2 separate regions of the Homo sapiens genome follow, and region 2 is linked to region 1. Evidence: read pairs that join two places in POLR2A ChIA-PET (ENCODE). Cell type or tissue: PC-3. All regions are shown on one strand. Links, peaks and the distances in the headings refer to the core of each region. The heading gives the core; the rest is flanking DNA.

Evidence for each region. Peaks named below come from ENCODE experiments on the same cell type or tissue, not always from the same donor. Only the 100,000 strongest peaks of a DNase experiment are listed, where the experiment ranks them.
Region 2: POLR2A ChIA-PET joins it to region 1 with 7 read pairs; 2 of 35 experiments call an interaction of 5 or more read pairs at or near these places.

The regions. Positions count from the first base shown.
Region 1 is chr11:104,130,640-104,141,424 of GRCh38, reverse strand. The region is part of intron 1 of PDGFD (platelet derived growth factor D); the gene reads left to right. Among named protein-coding and RNA genes, the nearest start is that of PDGFD, 28 kb to the left of the region's middle. In PC-3, for the core only: no CTCF peak of the experiment used is centred there; a DNase peak (open chromatin) is centred at 6,494.
Region 2 is chr11:103,626,243-103,637,027 of GRCh38, reverse strand. The region is part of intron 3 of LOC105369463 (a long non-coding RNA gene); the gene reads left to right. It also overlaps the pseudogene LOC100190922. Among named protein-coding and RNA genes, the nearest start is that of MIR4693, 220 kb to the left of the region's middle. RefSeq lists an enhancer at 10,341-10,785. In PC-3, for the core only: no CTCF peak of the experiment used is centred there; no DNase peak of the experiment used is centred there.

The DNA.
Region 1 (10,785 bases), core at 3,752-8,751:
TCCTGACTCTAAAAAAAAAAAAAAATTAAATTAAATCTCTGTATCGTTCCAATTTTAGTATATGTGCTGCCGAAGCAAGCACAAAAAAAATTAAATCTCATCTTTTGCCATCTAAGATATGTTCACAAGTTCTAGAGATTAGAATGTAGACATCTTTTTTTGTGGAGTATGGGTACCGTTCAACCTACAACAAATGAAAACCTTTTAAAAAGCTGAATCTGGGGAGTATATTACAGGTTTTTTAACTACGTTGGTTTTAGTTTCTTAGAAACTAGGCTAAACAGAAATGTAAGGCAGGAAAGAGAAGGCATGTTAGGTAGCAGACTAGGAGACCTGTCATCAGTGAGCACCGTAAATTGTGTTTGGAGAAGAAGAGAGATAGAAGCTAGCAAAGATAGGATGGTCCAGACCATGTAGGCCCTTTGCTGCTGGGCAGCAACATTAAATGAATTGGAGAACCAGTGAAAATCAGATAGCAAATCTATTAACATAGCCAAGGTAAGACCTCACAAAAGCTTACATATAGCTATTAGCTGTGAGAGTAGATAGCAAGGGAGATATTTCAGCAGTAAAATTGATAAACAATTGACTGGCTTTATATCCTAATGAAGAAAAGTCTAAATGTGTGGATAACTAGGAAAAGGTTAGGACATTAGCAATAGGGAGATAGTAAAATAGAAATGATTGTTGTGTTTGGATATGTTGCTTCAGTTGCCAGGATAATGTTCAGGGGGGGATATAGTTAGAAATGTCTAGTTGGTCTTTGGGGAGAGTTTGGCATTGGAGTGATCTACATTGAAGGGTGAGGTTCCCAGAGGGAGAAAGAGAAGGGGAAAAAGAAAATCTCTCTTTTCCTGAAGGAAAGTTGGGGGACTCTTTCCATTAGAGGTTAGGTGAAAGAAAAAAAGAACATTCCTGTTTCCCTGTGTTTAAAAGAGTGCACCTTTTGAACATGTTTTAACAGAGGATTGTTGATGGCCACAGAGGATTGTTGGATTTACGGGTTTTTCATGCACTAAGTAATTGCATGTGAGCTCAATCTCTTTAACTTGTCTCTGCTGGAATGTTTATGTGTGAATCTGCTGTTTCTTTGCATTTTGTGCTAAAGTAATTTTTCTTTAATTAGGACCTTATTAAAGCAACATGGTTATATTTGCTCTTTGTTTTATGGTAATGACTGATCAACAAAATGCTAATTGGCATTATAATTTTGTGCTATATTTGTTCTGATATTCAAATGGTTTAATTAGGATTTAATTTGCACACTTGCCTGAATAGTTCTCTATACTGGTATTTCCTTTGGTTTTTCTCGTTCAGACAGACAAGTTATTTATTTATTTATTTATTTTTTTTTTTTTGAGACGGAGTCTCGCTCTGTCGCCCAGGCCAGACTGCGGACTGCAGTGGCGCAATCTCGGCTCACTGCAAGCTCCACTTCCTGGGTTCACGCCATTCTCCTGCCTCAGCCTCCCGAGTAGCTGGGACTACAGGCGCCCGCCACCGCGCCCGGCTAATTTTTTGTATTTTTTTTTTTTTTTTTTTTTTTTTTTTAGTAGAGACGGGGTTTCACCTTGTTAGCCAGGATGGTCTCGATCTCCTGACCTCATGATCCACCCGCCTCGGCCTCCCAAAGTGCTGGGATTACAGGCGTGAGCCACCGCGCCCGGCCGTTATTTATTAAGACATGACAAGAACCCAAGGTGTTGTCACTGTCTGCAGTGTTAATGCTGGTTTCTAGGGAAGAGTTTTCTTTATGAATCAGGGAAATATGCAGTTGATTCCAATGATGTTGTGAGTAAAGTCTTTGTTGTTTAAAGTAAAAAATCACTGGGTTACCCTGCATCTACTTGAAAGCAGTAGCTACTACACGTAACTTTTGTGTTAGTCTTTAGTCTTTAGTGTTTGTGATCGGATTGTTGTCCCAGAAGCCTATTTCTAGTTCAGTTTGGATCCATGTAAGCCTGTTCTTTCACCGTTTATCAGATAGTTAATTTGTACTGGGGCAGTTAGTGCTCAGCTTTTCCCATTAACTGTCTGTTATCTTTACTCATTTTACTTTTCAGCTGTTTCATTAGAAGTTATATCCCCGGCAGCCTCCATGTATTATGCTCTGAGGAAGCTCTCAGGATGCTGAGAGGATGCAGTGTGAAGCATCAGATTCCTGCATTAGGAATCAGTTGTTCTACAATTCCTTACCAGCTTTCTTACTCCATAATGCCTCTGAGTTATCTGTAAATTGGAAATAATACAATTCTACATTATTGCTAGATCAGATAAATGAATTATCAAATGGGAAGATGTGTGTGTAAAAGGACTCTGAAAAAATTCAAAGCACCATAAACCGTATAATATTTACTGTACCCAGCCAGGCATGGTGGCGCATGCCTGTAATCCCAGTACTTTGGGATTCTGAGGCAGGCGGATCACCTGAGGTCAGGAGTTCGAGACCAGCTTGGCCAACATGACCAAAACCCGTCTCTACTAAAAATACAAAAATTAGCTGGACGTGGTGACTTGTGCCTGTAGTCCCATCTTCTGGGGAGACTGAGGCAGGAGAGTTGCGTGAACCTGGGAGGTGGAGGTTTCAGTGAACCAAGATCATGCCTCTGCACTCCAGCCTGGGCAACAGAATGAGACTCCATCTCAAAAAAAATGAGACTCCATACTGTACCCTATGTTTAATACTGTAAGTATAAAGTCATTTTATTTGGAGTTGATATATTTGGACCACAAAGAAGGGAAGTCAGATGAACTGAAGATGTGCATCTGAAACCATATCATGTTTATTAATCACCTGGGGATCCTGTTAAAATGCAGACACCTGCAGAGTCAGGCCATCCAAGATGGGCCTGAGATTGTGCATCTAACAGCTCCCAGGTTGTGTCCATGCTACAGGTTTGTGGACCACCGTTTTAAAGAGCTTGTGCTTTGCTATAATACACATAGGGCTAGGAGGAAACATAAGCCTTTATTTAACTGAATGGAGAATCATACATTTTCAAAACTGGGAAACAAAATTAATCTAACCAGGGAGGTTGCTGTTTAATGAGCTATATAGTGAAATCTTTTGTGATGCCAATTTTTGTCTAGAATAACTGCTTTGTAAATGTGGATTTCCTCTTTGGGTTTTCATAAAAGTGAGTTTTTTAATGTAAAAAAATTAATGTATAATTTAGAATGTGTTGTCATTTTTTCTCTATTTAATAAGTATGTAATTTAGGGAGAATATTTATCATTTCATTCCTTTGTTTAATTCATAGAATTATTACAGCACATTAGCTATCACAACTTATGGATTTACATCATTTGTTTATAATAAAAAAGTGTTCAGAAAATATTCGTCTTCATAACATAGGTCAAGTTATGGGGTGCAAGTGTTGGCTAAAAGTGGAGGATACAAGATGAGCAGGTATGTTTTCTGCTTTCAATAACTCATTTTCTGCTGCAGAGATAGCCTTGTAAGCAAGCAATGGAAAACTCTGACATTTCTCTGCAAAGCTACTGCATTACATATAAGGGTGTGTCTGGGAGGGTACCAGGTGCCTGTCAGCAAAAGTTGCAAAAACAGCTTGATCTGGGTATTAAGTGGGCCTGTTGGGAAAGGCAGGAGTGTCAAATGTCGGACAGAACTCCAGACAGAGAAATCCAGATATCCAGTAGGTTAGAATGTAAAAAAAAAAAAAAAAAAAAAAAAAAGTGGTGATCTATATCACTATAGAATAATTTTAGATACAATGGAAGTTTATAATCATCAGATAATTTGTTATGTGCAAGTCAAATGCCACTATCAGTCTCTTCAATAGGGTGGTCTGTGGCAAAGTGAGATCTATCAACTCGACCGTAACATTGTAAAGTATGGAATACTAAAGAGACTCAGTACTTTTTGGATCACTGTAAAATTTACCAAATATCTTTTACATTTTTTATTCTAGAAACAATACGATAAATTTTCTATTCGTAGGCATACTTGTGATTTCAGCTTTGGTCAATATATCCCAGTTCCCATGAAGGTTTTTTGTGTGCCAGTCATTCTACTTTATTCCATTTTTTTTTTTCTGTTTAAGTCTCTGTTTCTCATAGATTGAATGTATGTTGATAAGCTCCGGAAGAGCAAGGATTGAATCTCTCTTGTTTATGCTCATCAGGAGATGCCATAACATTTTATTTATTTAGGATACAGCTCTGTATTGGCCCATATCAAACAAAGGATCTTCTTTTGTTACTGAAATTCTAAACAACAGAAAGATTTAAAAATGGACTTATTATTGACAATACTGTTAGTATTATTCAGGCCATGTGGTATCACAAACCTAGTGTTCAGTAGACCCAAGCTTGGGAAATACTGGTTTTGTGGAACAAACAATGGACCAGGAAGGAGGGGCTCTGGATTGTTTCCTGAGCACAGTCACTGATAAGCCATTTCACCTCCAGCTTATTTTTTCCATGTACAAAATGAGGACATTGGACTAGTTACATTCTAAAGACCCTTCTAGCTCTAAAATCCTATGATGTATGATAGTAAAATGTGACTGTAAAATGTTCAAGGGAGTTGACCCAAATGTTTGATTATTTCTTAAAAGCATCTAGTCTAGCAGACAGGACAAATTCTTCATAAAATATAAAAGTGATGACAGATTGGTATGGTGCAAGGCGATCATGCCTGGTAGAGTGTGTTGACTTAGATTTAGTATGGAATAATCATGCTTTCCATGTTATTTACTATTGGAAAGGTGTATTTGTGAAAAGTTACATCCAAGCTAAATCTCATTCACACTTCATTGATGTTGTAATTTATAAAATGTTTATTTTTCCAGAGCAATACGTGCGTATAGTTAGAAAAATCAAGCAGAAATCCCTCAGGATTTGTAATATTGAAGAGTGGTCCTTCTAATCTGTTTTTATGCACAAGTCCCAATCCCCAGAAGAGTTTCACTTATTTTCTTTAATTGGCATTTGTTTTGTTATTTCTTGGCATATACTATTGTTTTTAGATTTGTCAACTTTAGACATTACTTATTATCTTTTTACACTGGGAGATGAGGATTGCTGGGTTTTTTGAGGAAAGGAAGGTAAACACTCTTGTTCAATCTGTCATGTTTAACTGGAAGCCTGTGAATGTGATTTTAGAAATACTTTGTTTCTTTAGAATGTTTATAGGACAGTAGCTAGAGCATTCAGTCATATATAGCCTTGACTCTCTTGCCTGTCTAGTCTCTAAGGATTAAGTCATAGACACAATATTATGTCTTTTCCTGTGTACAAGCAAGCTGAGTGGTGCCCAATGGCCTCCTTTTTCAGATTTCAAAGCTGGGGTTTACAGAGTTGCCCCTGTGTGGAATCCCTGTGCTAGGAATGCTCCTCTCTCCCTCCTCATCCCATCTCACCTGTTCCCTGGAGGTCCCTCCTTTCTCCTTCCAGACTCCAATCCGATGTCATCTTCTTTGAGAATCCTTCCCAGGCTTCCAGAGAGTTAATGGTTCCACTTCTGTCTTTCCAAAGCTCTTGGAGCTGGTGTGTAATATATTTTATCATTAGCTCTCCACCCATTCCTAGACCTCTCTCATGAGCTCAGACCCTTACATTCAGTCCCCTTATAGACACCTCAGCTCATAGCTGTCTTTCAGGCATCTCAGATTCATTAAGTGCAGGACCAAACCCATCCCAGTGTTTTCTAAAGTAGCTTTGACTTTGGCACTCTATCTTGGTGAATGGCACCCATATGAACTGAGATTTCCCACCCTCCGTTATCCTCTAATCCACCATCCTCCACACTGCAAGGAGTAGGTAGAAATTTGATCAGATACCTTCTCTTCTTAAAATTCTTCAATACCACCAAATAGCCTTCTGAGTAATGCTGATGATCTGACTTCTTCAACCCCTCCAAGCCTCATTTCACCCAGTCTTTCCACAAACTTATACCTTAAGCTTCTGGCGTGCTAAGTCACATAGAATTTATGGAAAATAGCATGTTCTCTTATTTCTGGAATTTCATACATATTGCACCATTTTGGACTACTCTCTTCTCCCTGCCACACAAACAGTCAATTCTATCTGTTAGTTCCTCCTCATCTTTCACCATCTCATCTTGAAAGCCTTTCTATGTTCCCTTAGTATTGAGATAGGTGCCCCTGCATTTGGCTGCCCCAGGCCTTTTGGCTTACTTTCCACATAACAGCCAATACCAGGTGCTGTAATAGCCACTGAAAGGGTAACCACTATCTATTTAGAACTTATTTTGTGCCAGAAACTGTGTTAAATGTTAAATGTTAAATGTTATTATATTAACACCATCTAAGTGTGATTGTCTATTTAATATAACAGATATCTTAGTCAGTTTGCCTGCCTTCCACCCATGGTTATTCTCAGAGGGACTAACTGTAGCCCCTACTGAGAGGGCAGTGGATGCCCTGCTCCTCCCCACTGGCCTCAGGGCACTGGACAAGGGCAGACACATGACTCAGCCTTGGTTAGCCAGATTTCCTGTGATAAGTAGCTGGAATTTGAACTCGGAGAGTCAGTGAGGTAGGAAGTCATGAAAGCTAAGCTGAGAATAGCTACATTCCAGTTTGTGCCTTCAGAAGGAAGAGGCAGTCAGAAAGGAGACTGCAGATGTGCAGCCCAGGGTTTTTCAGGAGGGTAGACCTCTGCTTCAGAGTTTGAGGTGTAGGCTTCAGCCCCTCCTGAGACCTGAATAAACATACTGCCTCAACTTCCAGGAGACATCTTCGTGTTCTTAACTGAAATACTGACTTTGCACTTCTTGAAGATACAGTGTGTGTAGGATCTCAGAGCTTAGCACATGACCTGACACATTGGAAGTGCTTAATAAATAAATGAATGAGTGAGTGCATGAGTGGATGAATCAGTCTGTCCTATGGACTGGGTACCACCATCTGATGCTCAAAGCCAGGTAAGACTCTTCATACCCAGTTGTTTCTGAAGCTGTATGACTTGAATTAATTAAGCTTTTTTTTTGAGGTTTATTCTCCCAGTTTGGAATTCCATTTTGTATATGTGATCAATTTTCTAATCCAACACAATAATTTCCTTTAATAGTATACTTAGGATATTTTAACTGTGATTAATGGGAAGTACTTTTCTAGAGACACTTAGCAGCTGGAAAAAATTAAGGCTAGTGTTTAATGTGAGTATTCCATTAATACTGCTGAGTTTTCAGCAGTTATGTGGTATATAGTACTCCAAAGATGGCATTGCACTTGTGTGAGTATACATTTATATCTGTGTTTGTGACCCCTAAATATTTGGTAATATACACACAGCTGGGTTCATACTTGAAAAGGGTGATGGAAATATAACTTTTCAAAAATATAGTTTATATTTTCATGCTTCCTACTTTATTATTGGCTGATAGGAATGATTAATGCTACTAAAATGCATGTAGTTGTGAGATTCATTCAGAGAAACAAGGAGATTGCACAAGTGTCTGTCTTGACATGGGTCCATATCAGCAATTAAGAGATGTTCTTTCTGTTGGCTGCTAGGTATCTTCTTTTTTACCATATCATGTCCCTGGTAAATGATATGCATGAACCCTGTATACAGAATACACCAGGACTCAGGGCTCTGCCACATAATAGCACGTTACAGAGCCTCTTCGAGCCTCAGTTTTCTTGTTATTGTTTTAATTGATAGACTGGAACTTATAAAATACTCTTGCCCTCACGAGCCTTGTCTATTACATTATATGACACATAGCAGCATTTCAGTAAACGTTAGTGACTGTTATTTGTTTAATTCAAGGAGAACTAGTTGCTGTGAATTAAAAATTGGATGGCACAGTGAAACATGTCAATAAGATCCTAAGGGAGGATAGTATTTGCAGAGAACTAGAGCATTTGTCACATACTGCCATACTTGAATATGGAGGGGCATCTTCATCTCTTGTGCTAGACAACTCCAAGTGTGTAAATATGGCTGGATATCTTCATTGTATTCTCCTTAGTTTAGAAGCTGGAAATATAATGAGAGCTTTAAAACTCTGCTTGTCACTGTAACTTTTTAAAAACAGCCCAAAAGATGTTCAGCTACAGAAGTTCCCACAGCATTTAAAAACTGCTTTAACTTATAAAAATCATGCCAAACTCTTCTTGATGAAAATTGTTCCTAATTTTAAATTTGTTATTTGTGATTTCTAAAGACTCAGTATATTAATCGAAAGTAGGAAAGATGACATTGTTGCATGCCATTTTATTGGATGCTGGCAGTCATTTAATCTTCCACTTGTTTAACAAATATTTGAGTACCAAAGTACTGTGCTACTTACCATAGGAAGTTAATATTCATTTAATCCTCATAACTAATTCTAGCCTATGAGGTGTAACAGAAGTGACATTGGTCAACTCTGGCCTGAGGCAGTTAAGAGTCAGTATGCCTCTTCCTGTGACAACCTTACAGTTCAAATGATGAAGAGGGTCTCTGATTTTTATGTAAGCAAGAAACACACTTTGAGTTAAACTGCTGAGATATCAAGATTATTTTGTTACTGCAGCATAACCTATCCTATCCTAACTAATACAGTCACTGCACAATATATTTTGCAGTCAAATTGTTCATTTGTTATATTCTCAGAACATTATGAAAAGGTGGGTTTAGTATTAAGGAGGTTGATTTATTTTGAAAAATCAACTAATTGTACTCATAATCTCCATTTCCTGTCCCACAGTGAATTCTGGGTTAGATGAGAAAAGGATAATGGTATTAATGAGAACATCAATATTCAGCATAAATAATTATGTGAAATAATGATATAAAGATGTATATTATCTGTAGTATCTAGCTCATTAGTCTACTTCCTTTCTAGAATGGCTTTATAAGCCTCTCTTACTCATGTTATGGAGCATGAAGAACACAAGTAACTTGAAAAGATAATGCAAGTAGTAGATGCCAGGAAGAAATCACTGTGAAAGAAGAGCCCCCACTTAAAGAGGTTGCAAAAAAGTTTACAGGAAACCCAAAGAGAGGTCATTAAGAATTTTGTTTCCAACTATAGAGAAGTAGGTAATTATCTTGTTACATCTCTGTACAGAGCAGAAAAAAAAGAAAAAATAATTTTTATAGTAATATCTGGAATTCATATAGGTATGCACATGTCAAGGCTGTGCTACTTGTGCAAATTTTTAAAAATATGCAAGGTTTCAGGTGACTTTTATTAGAACTTTTATCTATTCAGTATAGTTTTACCTAGATAAGTATAAGGAGGTAACTTAAAGAGAGAGTATCAAGGAAAACAATGAGAAACTGACCTTGGAATGAGTGATATGAATTTCATACAATTAAATAAAAAGAGAGAGTTTTATCTAACACTATCTGAATTTCTGATACTTACCTGTTTTTTGGCATGCTCACCATGTCAGAAGGTACGTAAATCTCAAGATTTCCTGAGCCTGAAGGGGATAGTGTTTTTTTTGTTTTGTTTTGTTTTGTTTTGTTTTTTAACAGATCTTCTCTGAACATACATCCAAAGATTCATCTGGTGCCACTTGTCAGTTTTATCTCTTCTTTACCAGACTTCTGCAAATGAGAATTTCAGCCTAGAGATTATCTTATCGAAAGGTAGATAGATCACCAAGCATCCCCTTTTTTTTTTTTTTTTTTTTTTTTTTACAGTTCATTGCCATTTAGGATACTTAAAGGAAAACTCTGGGACAGTGTCTCTGTCTAAGGAGATTAGATAGCATTTCTTCTCATTGGTGGCAGCAAATCTTCAAGGTACAATTGCTAGACCAGAAATGCCACTCTTTGTAAGTTGACAGAGACATTGCATCCTGAATGGTAAAGCACCGGATTTAAGAGAGAACACTTATCATTCTTTTAATGAATACGTTTTGGAATACTTATTATGGTGTAGACTCTAAGGATATGTAGGCAAAGTCTCTCTTCTCATAGATCTTCTATTTTAGTGATGGAGGAGCTATGGGGGAAATAGTAAACAAATAAAAAGTTAGCTTATTTAACTGATACTAAGATACACATTTGTTTTTCACATTTTAGAAATTTTGAAGTCAGATGCTGGTAACAATTAATGATGTCTTTCTCACCACTGGCAAGGCAGCAGGAGTATTGTAGCTGTCATTTCCAAACTTCAAAGAGGGCCATATTGTTGCCATTTCAGTTAAGTTACATGCACTATTAGTATTACACAAGTCTGATTGCCATTTAAAATATTTTGAAAAGATTGCACTTTGATTTGACATTAAAACAAGAAGTTATTGTTGCTGCAGAAAGGACAGAAACAGAGCAGTGAGACCTAAATTTGATATTTACAAAACTAATATTGTTTTGAAGGAAAGACTGACTACAACTTCATGTTTTATTGCAAAACAATGAACAATATATTTTCTTATTTATGTTTGTACAAGGTGACATATGATAAAAATCATTGTCTACATAAATCCAAAAGAGCACTTATAATTAAGTGTATAATCAGAATTCAAAATGATAAGCAAATATTGTGTCAGTTTAATTGGCAGCATTTAGCTTTCTTAGAATACACAAGATAATGTGCATCTTATAATTGATGGCCTTTTTGATTCAATGAAATATAATTAATAAACCAAAAGTATCAGAAGGTTAGAAGGTCTGTAAAAAGAATAAAACATGATGAAGTGATAGGTAATAGCTGTAGCCAGGGGAGGGGAGGAACTTTAGACAGGTGGTCTAAGAAGGTCTCTCTGAGGATGTTGGAGCCAAAGCTTGAATGACAAAAATGAGCCATGCTCTAAGAAGGGTATTCAAGAAGAAGAGCAAAGTCAAAGTCCTTGAAGG
Region 2 (10,785 bases), core at 2,990-7,989, 500 kb after region 1:
CGCCAAAGAGGCATATTTTTACAGTGGCATATTCTTGTCTCCTATAGTCATGTATTGGGGTGGTATGTTCTGAACCTCATTACCCATGTGTTGTTCATTATGTGAAATGATGTTATATTTTATATTGGATTAAATAACTGGTAAAATTCTAGTCAGTAAATTTATCTCCAGAATTGTTCTGTGGTGAAGTCAACTTACACAGACAAGCCAACAACTATTTACGACGTTCTCTCTTTTTTTTTTTTTTTGAGATGGAGTCTCGCTCTGTCGCCCAGGGTGGAGTGCACTTGCACCATCTCGGCTCACTGCAAGCTCCACCTTCCAGGTTCAGGCCATTCTCCTGCCTCAGCCTCCCGAGTAGCTGGGACTACAGGAGCCCACCACTTCTCTAGGCTAACTCTTTATATTTTCAGTATAGATTGGGTTTCACTGTGTTAGCCAGGATAGTCTTGATCTCCTGACCTCGTGATCCGCCCACCTCAGCCTCCCAAAGTGCTGGGAATTACAGGCGTGAGCCACTGTGCCCTGCCACCAGGTTCTCTTAAGGACACCATGTGCCTATAATTCATACCTAGAACAGCTCTCTTTTCCCTTTGAGTCAGCACTGATCATTATGGCATCCACTGTTCTATAGAGACGAGGAAAAGAAAGTGTGAAATATGAATAGAAACAAGAACTCTGACTTTAAGCACAGAGAGGCTTGGATTTGAATTATAACTCTGATGCTTCCTAGCTATGTAGTGTGTCCCTAAGCAAGTTACTTAAAAGGACTTCAGGCTGGGCGCGGTGGCTCACACTTGTAATCCCAGCACTTTAGGAGGCTGAGGCGGGCGGATCACGAGGTCAGGAGATCGAGACCATCCTGGCTAACACGGTGAAACCCCATCTCTACTAAAAAAATACAAAAAAAAATTAGCCGGGCGTGGTGGCGGGCGCCTGTAGTCCCAGCTACTGGGGAGACTGAGGCAGGAGAATGGCGTGAACCCGGGAGGCGGAGCTTGTGGTGAGCCGAGATCGCGCCACTGCACTCCAGACTGGGTGATGGAGCCAGACTCCATCTAAAAAAACGAAAAAAACAAAAAGGGACTTCAAAATCTCCATTTCTTGCACTGTTAAGTGGGGGGTAATTGTAATGGTTATTTTATAGAATTTCTGTGAAAATCCAGTGTGAAACTGTGTACAGCGTTTAACAGACTCTTCGGCACATAGCTGTGCTTAACAGTGTTTGTGACTTGTTATTGTTATAACCTAGACGACTATACACCTTGCAGTGGAATAGAAATATGGTTGAGAAAAGAAAATACATGGTTAAGCAAAACAGTATTTCTGATGCTTGTTTCAGCTCTGGCTCTGTTTTAATTTTCTCCTCTGTTTTATTATTAAGAATTAAGAATTTGGTAGGGTTAGAAAATCTATACAAAAATCCCCACTATTTTCCTAATAGAATTCCAACTGTAAGACATATAAATTAAGCATCTTTCAGACTAAAAGCTTTGGAATTCTCATGGCACTACCTTGAGTCTGCCATTTATTTATTTATTTATTATTATTTTTTGAGACCAAGTCTCACTCTGTTACCCAAGCTAAAGTGCAATGGCGCGATCTTGGCTCACTGCAACCTCTGCCTCCTGGGTTCAAGCAATTCTCCTGCCTCAGCTTCCTGAGTAGCTGGGATTACAGATGTGCGCCGCAACGCCGGGCTAATTTTTTGTATTTTTAGTAGAGATAGGGTTTCATCATGTTGGCCAGGCTGGTCTCAAACTCCTCACTTCAAATGATCCACCCACCTCAGCTTCTTAAAGTGCTGGGATTACAGACATGGCATCTGCCACTTTTTAGGTTTTATTGACAAGCTCAGTTCTTTCTGACTTGGTATCTTTATTAATGTTTCACCATTACACCATTTTTTATTTATTTATGTGACATTTGGTTTTTTTAAGAGATAAATACAATTCAGTAGGATTATTCTTTTCCCAATAGAACTCATCTTTAATTTTATAAAAGAATATTGGTGCTAGAATGAACTTAGACATCATCTAATCTCACTCACTCATTTTGTGAAGAAAGAGTCGAGGCATATTGGAAGTTCCATCACTTGCCCAGTGTTACATAGATTTGCAAACATGTTGCTTAGATGAATGAAGAAATGCTAAAATTAGAATTCAGTTTATCTGCCTTCAACTCTAATCCGTTTTCTACTATTTTAACAATAATGAATAAGTTTAAAAATGAGTTAAATAAAAATTTTGCAGACAATATTTTTAGAAGGCTTGTAGGCCTTCAAGTGTAAATACCTCTTTAACTTTGATCACAGGTAACAAATCCAGTTTCATAGAGAGAAAGAAATGAAAATCCATACTAAAGCCCTTTCCTTTGACCTTGGATGTGTAAGAGTACTCAGAAAGAGTCTGAATTTTGGAGGTTGCCGCTAGTTGCTTTATTCAAGACTCTGAGTTGAATAAGTCGTCTGGACTTAACCTCAGTTTTTCAGAAGTCTTTAATTTAAGATCTTCTTTTACTTGATTCTAAGGTTCATAAAAGTGTTAGGAGCTTCCTGGCTTATATCTTAGAGTAAACATTGAAGAAGAATGAAGAAATTTTTTCCCTTGGCTAGAATATTGGTTATGTTAGAGGCAAAGGAAACTTTTTCCTTTATCTGAAGTTTCAAGTCTGCTGCAATAGACTGGCAATAGATTAACAGGAGAAAGGACACATAAATGTATTAATGTGCAAGTGTGCACAAGAGCCAAGCAAGGTACGATACTCAAAGAAGGGCCAAATGGTTGATGCTTAAATACTCTCTTTACAGGAGATAGGGAAATGGGGGAATATAAGCAATTTTGAATGGCAGTAAATTATTTTCAGGAGAGTTGTTTGAGCCCAAAGAATAAATGATAGTTTGTAAGTAACTCTCTTTGGAAATTGAATGGGACTGGAAAACAATAGCCTGTGTCAAAGTGTCTAGGTGTGGTGACATTCCTCAGTCTTCCTTTCCGAGATATGAATCTAATATTCTCTGGTTAATACAATTTCAGGGAGGGGACTGAAGGCAATTGTATTCCAAACTTCAGATACTGGAACTTCAGAGAGAGAGATTTCCACCCTGTACTTAGGGGGAAACACAGGAGAATGTTGAAAAGTCCTTGGTTCTGGGGCTGCTTCTAAGTTCTTATAATTCACTGTAGTTCAAAGTGTTCAGCATGCCATAGCGTCATCCTTCGGGGTATTACTTTCTGAACTCCAACAGTTACTACATCATGGTGAAACTGGCCTAGCCACTGTAGCCTCTAACTTTTCAGCATGCCCCTTGCATCCTTTCCTATTCATTATTAGCTCTGTGTCCTCAGTACTGGGTGAAAGACTTATCCTTACTATACAGCTCCATCACTCCTAACACTTGATGGAATTTGTGGAATTCTAAGGATGTAGTTATGAACACTGAAATACAAGGGAGGAAATGACCATTTTAATCAGCAATTGAAATTAGTTCCCAGACCTTGAGCATGAGGAAGAGAGAGGATTGCAGACAATTAGCCCTCCTGTGGTTGCTCAGTTAAGGACTGGCATAGGATTTCTGCATTCTTCTATAATTCATAGTGCAAAATTTATGGCCATTGTGTTCTGCCTAGAATCAGAAAATTTCCTGCTGTGGTTTACAAGGAGGGTTATTAACCATGGTGATGCCTGATTAGTTTCATTGAATTAATAAAATGAACAAGTCTCAATGCTTTAGCAACTTTAATACACACACAATACATTACAATCCCGCAAGGGCAGGGCAAGGACAGATGCTACCATCCACTGAGCCATAGCATTGATCTTTATTCTGCTTTGACCACCAGGCTTTACTACTATCCTGAGCTCCAGACATGTGTTCCCAACTGCCTCCTCAATTAAATGTGTCCCAGCAAAGACTACACTTAATTTTTTATTAATGTAAAAAATATAGGCTGAGCACAGTGGCTCAGGCCTATAATCCCAGTACTTTGGGAGGCCGAGGCGGGTGGATCACCTGAGGTCAGGAGTTTGAGACCAGCCCGACCAACATGGAGAAACCCCATCTCTACTAAAAATACAAAATTAGCCAGGTGTGGCACATGCCTGTATTCCCAGCTGCTCGGGAGGCTGAGGCAGGAGAATAGCTTGAATCAGGGAGGTGGAGCTTGCGGTGAGCCAAGATTGCACACCATTGCACTCCACCCAGGGCAACAAGAGCGAAACTCCATCTCAAAAAAAAAAAAAAAAAGTATATATATATATATATGTAGAGAGAGAGAGAGAGGGAGAGAGAGAGAGAGAAAGTGAGAGAGAGTGCCTTTTCATTTCTGTCCCTTCAAATAACAGCAGTGTATCCAAAATTAAGTTCATTCCTCAAAATCTGCTTCATCTTCTCCATTCTGTATCTTAGTAAGCAGCTTTATCATTCATCCAAATGGCTGTGGTGGTCACACTTTCCCTCTCCTCACCCTCCCCATTCAATCTATAATGTCCTCTAAGTTTCATATTCTGAACAATACTTGACTATATCTTTCCTATCCATTCCCATTGCCATGAACCTTGTTCTTGAATGTACTAAATTTTACCTGGACTGAAGCAATTGTTTCTTAATTTTTACCTTTACCTATTTTAAACTTACATAGGTTTACATTGCTAAGTGTTAGAATTTTTACTTTTTGCTAATGCTTTAAATATATTTTCTTAGTTAAAAAAAAAAATCCGGCGGTAGGAGGGACCCTTCCTATATTAACCTGTATCAACCACACAGCTTAATAGGATTAAGAATTAGAAATGTCTATAGTAACAGCACTTTACTATTTTGGGAAATTCTCACCCAGTGAGGTTAAGTTACAAATAATGTTATTGGTTGACAAAGAAACTTCCTAAAAATACATTTATCTGAACAACAGACTGCACAACCAGCTCCCTCTTCAGACAATAGATTACTCATCAGGATTTATAGCCCTCGTGGTACAATATAAAGTATATTTAGCCTTTGCCCCATGTTGATGAAAAAAGCCAAACTCTGTAAAATATTTGAAAAGGTTTATCCTGAGCCAAATGTAAGGGCCATGACCTGTGACACAGCCTCAGGGGGCCCTGAGAACATGGGCCCAAAGTGTATGTGTTATGGCTTGATTTTATACATTTTAGGCAAACACAAGTTACAGGCAAAGACATACATCAATAAATGTAAGTAATACATTGGTTTGGCCCAGAAAGCTGGAACATCTCAAAGCAGGAGCTTCCAGGTCTTAGGTGGATTTAAAGATTTCCTGATTTGCAATTGCTTGAATGAGTTAAGCTTTGCCTAGAGAGTTAAAATCAGCAAAAAGAAATGCTTAGGGTTAAAATAGAGGGCTTATGGAAGCCAAAGTTCTTGTTATATAGATGAAGTCTCCAGGTAAGCAGGCTTCAGAAAGAGTAGATAGTAAATGTCTTTTTTTTTTTTTTTGAGGCAGCATTAACATTAAAGTAGAGATCCTTAGACTCACAGAATAAACTCTTTGTAGCAATAAGATACCAAGTCCAGCCTAACTCTGGTATAACATCACATGACAGATAACAGGCCCTATCTCTCCTAAAAACCCCATCTCTCCTAAAAATACAAGAAATTAGCCAGGTGTGGTGGCACACACCTGTAATCCTAGCTATTTGGGAGGCTGAGGCATGAGAACTGCTTGAACCCAGGAGGCGGAGGTTGTGGTGAGCTGGGATCATGCCACTGCTCTCCAGCCTGGGCAACAGAGTGAGACTCTGTCTCAAAAATAAATACATAAATAAGTAAAGTATTCAGCATGTCAAAGCACCAAACTTTTGGGGTATTATTTTCTGAGTCCCAACATTAGGAAGACTTGTTTGTTCAGCTTCTCTGTGTCCTTGTGTCTTCAGAGATAAGAATGTTTCTTTATTCTGAGTTTAAGGAGGGCACCTCAATAATGGACTTCTGACCTACTTCAGAAAAGAAGGGTGAGGGTAAAGTGGGGATGACCTTCCTAATTCTGCTGTTTTCTTAAATGCCAATGTGCCATATTTTGGGGTATGTGTCCACTGTCATGTCTCCAATGTCTCCTTCTGTGTAGACATCCAAACAGCCCTCTGGCATTCCTTAAACTGAATCAGGCTCTTCTACCTCCCTGGTCTTTGCACACATTGTTCCTGTAGCCCACAGTGTTTGCACACCCCTTTCCACCTGGAAAATCCATTTATCCTTCAGGATAGGACTGGATGTCCCTGATAGTTGGCCATTCCCTCCTCTCTGCTTTCTGAGCATTTTTCATTAATCCATATTTTTAATACTTACCTATGTTATATCTATTTTTCTGCCTCTCCCTTGAACTGAATAATGAGTCATTCCAGAATAAGGATGAGATGATTTTTGTCCAACTGAGGAGCTAGACAACCTGGATTTCATTTCTCTCTCTTCCACTTTCTGTTTGGCTTTGGTCAAGCTACCTAACTGCTCTTTGACTCAGTTTCCTTATATGTAAAGTCGGGGTAATAATAGTGTCTAATTCATAGGATTATTGAATGGATCAAATGAGCTTCTATGTATCCAACTTTGCTGGCAAACCTCCAAGTTTTTCTGTCTTATTCTTTGAACCAGGGCTTCTTTGAATCTATTTTTTTTTTTTTCTGTTTTGTGGGAGCTGGGAAGGTGGTAGTGACCAACAGCACTCAGGATACCAGTGAGATAGCAGAGAGGGAGAGAGACTTACAGAAAATTTAAGAGTGAAGACTTTGGTATGTAGCCTTGCCATGGATGAATAAATGAATGAAAAAATAAAATTTAAAAATATCTAATAGGTGAATGTATGGAGAAAAGACCAAGATGAAAATGGTATGAATTTTAAAAAGCATGAAGGCATAAATGATTCAAGCTTTAGGATACATAACAAATTAATATACAAACATCACTTAAAAATAATGACACCTTGAGTCTATGGTGGAATTCATTGTTTTACTTTAGAATAATAGAATTAAAAGTTCAGGTTTATTGAGCACTTATTACACATAGCATCATTCCCAATGCTCTATTTTTATTATCTCATTAAATCTTCACAACAGCTCTGTTACAGATGAAGAAACAGCATTAAGAAGTTAAGTAAATTGCTCAAATTCATACAACTGATGAGAGTTAGGGCTGCAGTTTGAACCAAAGCAGATGAGGCTCTTTTATACTATTTACAATTCAGATATATATAAATCATGTATTAATTCAGAAATTTGAAGTGCTTGAGAAAAGGCACAGCTATTAATGATTAGATGCCAGCCCAAAAATATGCATTCTCAGGTTTTCACATTCAATGTGACTCCAAAATGAAGCAACTTATTCCAAAATTCTATGGTCAAATCTCTTGAATATCAGTAGTCAGATGTGCTTAGAATTTTCCGATATACATTGCGTGTAATAGAGGAGGAAGGGGAGGTGGAAGACAAGAGAAAGAGAGGAATGGGAAGGATTTATATAAAACAATTCTGAGTCAATGGCTACTTCTGATCAGATGCAATAATTCCAGTAAGCCTCAAGCAAGGCTTCCACCATTAAAGCTAAAGTTATTTCATTTCACCAATTATCTTCAACACATAAATGTGGAGCATTTACTAAGTGTGGCTGCACTACATGCTGCTAATTCAGTAGCATAAACAGCTAGGAGAAAAAGAAACACACAAACCACCAACCATGTAACACTGTCAAGTGCCACAATGGAGGAACAGGAAGGAGAAGAGCACCTGAAGCAATCTGTGTGTAGGGGAAATGATCCTGAAGGAGGTGATTCTAGAGCTAAGCCTTTAAATGTCTCCTGTTCCCCTTCCCACTTAAACAGGTTAGATTGAAGGCTCTTGGTGTATTTCTGTAGAGCTCAGTTTAGAGGAAAACAGTTAAACTCTGGCTTTCCTAGTTGTTTTTTTGAGAGCCAGCCTCATACCTTGCAATTTTGTCCCAAATCAAATATCAACGACCAACAACTGCCTGGCTGGGAAGTCTGGGAAAGGGATACAGAAGCTTTGTGGGCCTAACACCATTCATGTTCCTTACCCTCTGTCTCTCCTCCCTGCATCCCACCTATGGTTCAGTGTTGCAAGAGTCTGGGCTTGGGGTCTTTAAAGCCAGCAAGGGGAAATGATAAAAAGAGAGCTGCTTTCCCTTTCACCTTGAGGTATTTGTCCCTTGGAACAGAGCACAGTTTGGCCAACTCTGGTAGCATTACCCTGTGACACTGTTTTGAGGTCCCCTTCCCTTCTTTCCTCGAGGAGGAATGTCTTCTGTCTTTGGTATTATAGTTCATCTTCCCGTTCTTTTACTTAGAGCATTTGTGCAGGTATGTTTAACACTGTGCATCAGAAAAGAGCCTTTGGTAACCAGTTTTGTTCTTCTTCTGCCACTCCTTCTTGCTTGCATCTTGTTGCTGGCAGAGTCCTCTTGTACTTCAAGAAAGCGAGGTGATTTTGTCTGCTTCTAGAGCAGGTCCGTACCAAGTAATAGAGTCACTTTAGCCTTTACTTGGTGGGTAAGGCCTGATCATAGTATTGTGTCAGATAACGCCTAAGAATGACCTCTGAAGAGCGTTGACCCATTTGAGTGCCCAGTCTCAGTCGTCATGTTTAAGTCCAGTGAGCCTTGTGATAGTTGTTCTCAGATTGCAGTTTCTTATGTTTTGAGTTTGAAGCTGATTTTCAGAATGTTCTTAGAAAAAAAACTGCATTTTTTTCCTTTCTGGATCTGCTTTGTTTGGCTGCTGGGATAGATAAGCACGGGCTTAAAAAATGTGTTCCTACCAGTTTTCTTGCCTTTCCTATTGTACTCTGAATTTCCCTCCCTACCTCCCTCACTGTCTTCCTCTTTCCTTTCTTTCCTTTCTCTCTACCAGGCCATTTTTCAAATTTACATCAAATATACCTCAAGTGTTGGTATATGAGAACATCTGTCACTCCTCTTATCTGAGAAGTGACCGTTTATTTTTAAGATGATGACAGACCTATTTTTAGATATGTTTTCAGTACAATTTTGAACAGCAACCTTTTAGTTAAACATCTTCCAGTGTTAGCAAGGTGAGAAATGTTCATAGGCGAGCCTGCTGTTCTATGTCACCATGTTTTGTATCCCCTTGTCCCCCAGGAACTCTTTCGTTTCCCCTCTAGTTTTTGGGTGTGCATGCTTGGAGTCTGCAGTGGGTGGTTTGTAAAACTGGACCATTCTGCCTTGCTATGAGTTGTTCATAAAAGCCTCATTCTTTTCTCTGACCCTTTAGCTTTTGCATTCACCCTCCTTCCCACCTACCTCTCCAGGGACTATCGACTGACATAATAATCCCGGGAGAATGACTCCCCTCATAGAAAGACTAAAGCATCCATCCCCTCATAGTTAAGTAGCCAATGGTGTCCTGGGAATTTCTGGCTGGATTTGGTGCCCTGAACTTTCTTATTAAGAAATCAGATCCCAGGGTGAGAGTAGAAGGCCATTTGGCCAAGAAAGAAACCTGTTTTTCTTTTGAACTATGAAAAGACCCTGTCTGTGAATACATTTTAGAAAGAAGAGAGAAAGGATGTCTGCAGAACTTTGTTCTGTTTTCTGCTACAAAAATGTGAATAGTTCAGAGTGAAAACATTTTGTGATGGTTGATGTCTCTCGGGAATAAGCTGGATATCCAATGTTTTGGGGGATGCTTTGAGTCTCAAGAATTGATAATCAGAAAAGTATTTTTTGTTTGTTTGTTTAATGTATCCCTGTTCTGATTTTAATTAAACTCCAAGTCTCATTTTACATATTCTTGGAAAAACCTAAAAAAAAAAAGAGAGAGTGAGAGAATGTGGTGATGGAGAGAAGAGGTGAGTGAATGAGTTGGGGAATTACTTTTTTTTTTTTTTTTTTTTTTTTGACACTGAGTCTCCCTCTGTTGCCCAGGCTGGAGTGCAGTAGTGTGATCTCAGCTCACTGCAAGCTTCACCTCCTGGGCTCAAGTGATTCTCCTGCCTCATCCTCCCCAGTAGCTGAGATTATAGGTGCCTGCCATCATGCCTGGCTAATTTTTTGTATTATCAGTAGAGATGGGGTTTCACCATGTTGGCCTGGCTGGTCTTGACATACTTACCTCAGGTGATCCACCTGCCTCAGCCTCCCAAAGTGCTGGGATTACAGGCGTGAGCCACCGCACCCATCCAGAGTTGGGGAGTTACTTTCAAGGTGAGGGAAATAGTTTGAGCAAGCTTCTGAACACTTGCTCAGATATTTCCCTCACCTTAAAAGTAATTCCCCAACTCTAGCCTAACTCCCAAAAGCCCAAACTAAGAAACTCAACGCATGACATTCCCTCAGGCAGAAGGATTGGTTCCAAATGGGACTATGACCCAATTTGTTGCGATAAAACATAAGGGAGAGTTTCAGGGGGCTAATTAGGGAGAGACTCTGTTGCTCTTTGAGAGCTAGTGGAGAAGACACTCTTCCTCTGGTCTGCATAGGATGTAGATGTGAATGCTGGAACTGCAGCGGTTACTTTGCCATTATGAAAGAGCTGGCTTGATAATGAAGCCAATATACTGAGAAGAGCAGAACTGGGAGAGTCATCACAGAGAAAGAGATCTGACTGAAGTCCTTTCTCCGGGAGAGTAGGGCTTCGTTATAAGAACACTCTGGGCTTGTTTCACAAGGGTTACTCTTCCCCTCCCCTTGCCGGGTCTGCAGGGGAATTTTCTCAAATCATTATTAGGAGAACCTGGTGGGTTTCCTGAAGGGCAAGCCTATAAATGTGAGACTGAAGCGTCCAAGTGTTTCTTACTCTCAAGGTA